Regions from separate parts of the Homo sapiens genome. Here region 1 is linked to region 2. Evidence: chromatin loops called from intact Hi-C (ENCODE). Cell type or tissue: CD4-positive, alpha-beta T cell. All regions are shown on one strand.

The links. A loop is a pair of places that touch in the nucleus more often than their neighbours do. Peaks named below come from ENCODE experiments on the same cell type or tissue, not always from the same donor. Only the 100,000 strongest peaks of a DNase experiment are listed, where the experiment ranks them.
Region 1: a loop joins it to region 2, with 5 times the contacts of the local background. A loop is called at or near these places in 9 of 110 quality-filtered maps.

The regions. Positions count from the first base shown.
Region 1 is chr5:172,173,642-172,176,141 of GRCh38, reverse strand. The region is part of intron 1 of STK10 (serine/threonine kinase 10); the gene reads left to right. Among named protein-coding and RNA genes, the nearest start is that of STK10, 13 kb to the left of the region's middle. RefSeq lists a silencer at 645-871. In CD4-positive, alpha-beta T cell, CTCF peaks have their summits at 1,029 and 1,231; DNase peaks (open chromatin) are centred at 601, 1,311 and 2,141; H3K4me3 peaks cover 2,500 bases; H3K27ac peaks cover 2,322 bases.
Region 2 is chr5:172,769,573-172,772,072 of GRCh38, reverse strand. DUSP1 (dual specificity phosphatase 1) reads left to right here and starts at 878. Exons shown (of 4, transcript NM_004417.4): 1 at 878-1,487; 2 at 1,767-1,912; 3 at 2,279-2,498. The coding sequence starts at 1,121. RefSeq lists enhancers at 1-403, 1-629, 1,051-1,320, 630-1,391 and silencers at 431-880, 1,421-1,530. In CD4-positive, alpha-beta T cell, a CTCF peak has its summit at 1,277; DNase peaks (open chromatin) are centred at 252, 782, 1,762 and 2,312; H3K4me3 peaks cover 2,500 bases; H3K27ac peaks cover 2,426 bases.

The sequences.
Region 1 (2,500 bases), 600 kb after region 2:
GTACAATCACATAGGGCTGTTGGAAGATGAAATGAGACAACCCATGGAAACCACTTAGTCTAGGACACTGGAAGAAGTCATGTAAGTGTTAGCTCTAGATTGTTTATTGAGCACCTACTTGTGCCAGGCCCTGTGGGTTCCAAAGTGAACAAGATAGATGAGTAGGGAGTTGACTTTTGCTCAGTTCCTACATGTCCATCATTTATTCTTCTCGTATCCCCATGAAAGGTAGGGGGATATCCTCACTCCACACCTGATGAAGCAGAGACCCAGAGAGGTACAGTGACTTACTCAGGGTCACATAGCTTTTTTTTGGCAGGGCTGGGACTTGCATCCAGATCTTTCTGGCCAGGAGCGTGTCTCTTTTCTCTTGCATAGCACAGAGAGAAAGACAAACGGGCTTGTTGGGCAGTCCACGGTCGCTTCAGTGCGGTGTCTACTCTTGGCCTTGTGGTCTCTGTGCCCAGGAATGTCACCCTTCTTTGCAAGCGTGCCTCAGCTGGATGGCGATGGATGGTGGCCTCTCATGCAGAGGAAGTGGTGAGGGGTGCAGGCAGGACTAGCACAGGAAGTGGCAGGGGAAAAGGGCGGGTGTCAGGGCGGGGAAGCTGAGTGCTCCTGGGGCCCCTCCTGGCACCCTGGTGGGTGGGGCTGCTGGGACCGCAGCAGCCTGCAGTGCAGGGTGTCTCTGGGTCTTGTCAGCAGAGCAGGGAGGGTGAGTGCTGAAAGGCTTCCTTCTCCCTTCTCCCTCTCTCCACCATACTCACCTTCCACTTCACTCTTTCTCTTCCCCTTTCTCTCTGCTTCCCCTGTGATGCATTTTTTCCCTTCTCCCCCCATAGCTTACCGATTTTTTCATACTAACAGACTATAGCAGGGCTGGCACTTCGGGTGGCTAGGAGTTCACGACCAGCCTAGGAAACATAGGAAGACTCCATCTCTTCCAAAAAATTTAAAAAATTAGCCAGGCGTGGTGGCACCAAATCTAGTCCTAGCTGCTCTGGAGGCTGAGGCAGGAGGATCACTTGAGGCCAGGAATTCAAGGCTGCAGTGAGCTGTGATCACACCACTGCACTCCAGTCTGGGTGACAGGGCAAGACCCTGACTGAAAAGCAGGTTGTCTGAAAACAACAATAACAAGAAAAAACAGGCTATACCAGAGCCAGAATTAGACACTAAGACTTGGGGAGAAGGATGGGGACGAGGAGGGACTTTACCAATGCACTGGTGACTGAAGAGTTAACTCCAGCCAGCCTGGGTCAGGTGGTGCAGGGTGGTGGAGGCCAGTGGTGCCTCTGGGAGGAGCTGAGGGAAGCGCAGCTCCTTTCTGCTTCCGGACCATTGCCATTGCGCTGGCGGGTCCCCTGCCTGCCAGTCTACCTGTGACTCTGTACAGCTGGCTCCTCCTCATTCTCCGGGTCTCAACTCAGATTCCCTCCTCAGAGAGGCCTGTCCCGACCACCGCTCCCTGACCATGGTGGCAGCTGCCTGTAGATTTCCTTCAGGGCTGTTGTTACAAACTGGGATTCTCTTGTGTTTCTCCTTCTTTATTTTCTGTCCCCTCCAGCAGATGTGAAGTCCCTGAGGACAAGGAGTGATCTTTGTGTCCCCTGCATTTGGAACAGGGCCCGCGGAGGGTAGATGTTCAGTTCATAACTGCTGAGCTGCAGGCGTGCAGTGGCTCGCTCATACCTGTAATCCCAGCACTTTGGGAGGCCGAGGCGGGTGGATCATCTGAGGTCAAGAGTTCGAGACCAGCCTGGCCAATATGGTGAAACGCCATCTCTATTAAAAATACAAAAATTGGCTGGGCGTGATGGTGCGCGCCTGTAATCCCAGCTACTCAGGAGGCTGAGGCAGAAGAATAGCTTGAACCCGAAAGGCGGAGGTTGCAGTGAGCTGAGATTGCGCCACTGCACTCCAGCCTGGTCAACAAGAGTGAAACGCCGTCTCAAAAAAAAATTAAACAACAACAACAACAAAAAATACCTGCTGAGCAATTGAAAGGATGAGTGAGTGAATGCCGGGCCTCGCTTGTTGCCTCTCCCTGGACAGGCCCCGCATTGTGGTTATGACGTGGCTACACTCGGGAGGCCGCATTGTGGTTATGATGTGGCGCTGGAATCAGTTCTGAGCTTCCTCCTAGCTTCCCTGCCTGTTGGCTGTGTGACTTTGGGCAAGTCACCTCACCCCTCTGATCCTCAGCATCTTGAGCTGTGACGTCTAAATCAAAACAGCCCTTTGCCCCGACTTTGCGAACATTGATGCTTGTGGCCAGCCCTCACTGTCCTGCCTCACACACAAGATGTAAATGTGGCTGTTACTGTGATTGTTGCCATTTCTGTGGGGTGACTTAAGCTGATCTTCCCCTTCCTGGGGCTTGACAGAGGCAGATTGCCTTGAGGCCCTGAACTCCTCCCTTGCCTGTTACACTGCAGGGTGCTTCTGGGTGGAGGGATGTAAAGCGTTCTGGGATCAGCCTCAGTTTGTTGCTCTCTCT
Region 2 (2,500 bases):
CCTTGCGACCCCTCACCGGGATTTCAGCCCCCTGACCTGCCTCCCTTGGCTCCAAGTCTTCCGGGGGCCACAAGACTAGGAATAGCATTATTTCCCGGTGGGAGTTTGCTTGCTCACACTTTCATGGCAAATGTAGATATTTTAAAGCCACCTTAAAGAAAAGTCTGGGAAACAGGAAAGCATTGCCCTGAACCTCTCCGCCCCAACTCGCTCGAGTCGGTCTTGGTAGGGACGACTTTTCTATCGGCAGAGTTGTTCATTTTTCTCTAAACTTCATCTTAGGCGCCTATTTGCTGCCCCCACCCCAGTAGTGTGGTTCTGGGCAAGTCAGTCGCTTCGCCTGGGGAACCTCAGTTTCCCCGCCTGTTAGTGATGAGGAAATGAGGAAAAGGGGCACAAGAGTATGCAAAAGCACAGGAAGCCCCTTTCGGTTCAGGTCGGCGGCCGAGGGGCACGGGGAAGGGGACTCGGGGAGGGAGAGAGGGAGGAGCGGCGAGGCCAAGGCAGGTGGCACGTCGCCCGTTCTCCCGGCCGCTCGCATCCCGGAGGTCAGCCTCAGCTGGCAGCGAGCCCTCCTCCTCCCCGCTGGGCCTGGAGCGCGGCGCGGGTCCGGTCCCTGGGGACGCGCCAAGAGCAGGCCGGACAGCAGGGCGGGGGCCGGGCCGCGAGCCAGCGCGCGGCGAGCGGACCCAGCTCCGAGGCTGATGACGTCTCCCCCTCTGGCTCGGCGGCGCCTGGCCTGGCAGGGCGGGTGACGTCACCGCCCCGTCACGTGATCACCATTCAAACAAACACCCCCCCTCCCCCTGCGCGCGGGTCTGGCCCGCCCCGTCCCCCAGAGGCCGCATATAAACGCGCTCCCCGGGCCAGGCTCGCTGCGAAGGACATTTGGGCTGTGTGTGCGACGCGGGTCGGAGGGGCAGTCGGGGGAACCGCGAAGAAGCCGAGGAGCCCGGAGCCCCGCGTGACGCTCCTCTCTCAGTCCAAAAGCGGCTTTTGGTTCGGCGCAGAGAGACCCGGGGGTCTAGCTTTTCCTCGAAAAGCGCCGCCCTGCCCTTGGCCCCGAGAACAGACAAAGAGCACCGCAGGGCCGATCACGCTGGGGGCGCTGAGGCCGGCCATGGTCATGGAAGTGGGCACCCTGGACGCTGGAGGCCTGCGGGCGCTGCTGGGGGAGCGAGCGGCGCAATGCCTGCTGCTGGACTGCCGCTCCTTCTTCGCTTTCAACGCCGGCCACATCGCCGGCTCTGTCAACGTGCGCTTCAGCACCATCGTGCGGCGCCGGGCCAAGGGCGCCATGGGCCTGGAGCACATCGTGCCCAACGCCGAGCTCCGCGGCCGCCTGCTGGCCGGCGCCTACCACGCCGTGGTGTTGCTGGACGAGCGCAGCGCCGCCCTGGACGGCGCCAAGCGCGACGGCACCCTGGCCCTGGCGGCCGGCGCGCTCTGCCGCGAGGCGCGCGCCGCGCAAGTCTTCTTCCTCAAAGGTACGCCCTCGGGGAAGCTCGGGGCGGGCCGCACACCCCTGAGGTTTTGCCCGGTACCCCTGGCTCTCGGCTCCCGGGGGATCGCCCCACCTGCAGCGCGTGGGCGCTGGAGTACATTTATCTCTGGAACTTGTCATTGGCTTTGTTTGGCTCTGGAAACAAAGACTTGCCTGGGCCTTTCCGATGTAAACTTCCAGCCCTTGGTGGGTGGGGGAGTTGTATGAAGGTGCCGTGTCCCGGTGTCACTAATGGGGAAAAAAAATGTCTTTGTATTCCCAGGAGGATACGAAGCGTTTTCGGCTTCCTGCCCGGAGCTGTGCAGCAAACAGTCGACCCCCATGGGGCTCAGCCTTCCCCTGAGTACTAGCGTCCCTGACAGCGCGGAATCTGGGTGCAGTTCCTGCAGTACCCCACTCTACGATCAGGTTAGTAGGTGTCCCTGCCACAGGGAAGAAGTAAGAACTGGCAAAGGCATGGAAGAGTAGTGCCAGGGAGAATATAGAAAGTGACCTGCAGCATTATTTATAACGGAGGGGACACAGGGATATGATTTATTCCACAGTTAAGTGGTCTGACGGAGCCGAGTCTCCAATTGTAGGCTCTACGGAAATGAACTTGCTGGTCCTGCCCAGGCAAATGGGCTTAGTTCCCTATTTATTTATCCTCCAGCAACAGAACTGAGTTCACTCGGTATCTGAAATTGACTTTTCCAGCAGAAAGTTTTTGTGGGTATGGGCACTGGCCTTGGCTTTGAGCAAGCTTGATGAATGTTGGATATTTCTGGATTTCAGGGTGGCCCGGTGGAAATCCTGCCCTTTCTGTACCTGGGCAGTGCGTATCACGCTTCCCGCAAGGACATGCTGGATGCCTTGGGCATCACTGCCTTGATCAACGTCTCAGCCAATTGTCCCAACCATTTTGAGGGTCACTACCAGTACAAGAGCATCCCTGTGGAGGACAACCACAAGGCAGACATCAGCTCCTGGTTCAACGAGGCCATTGACTTCATAGGT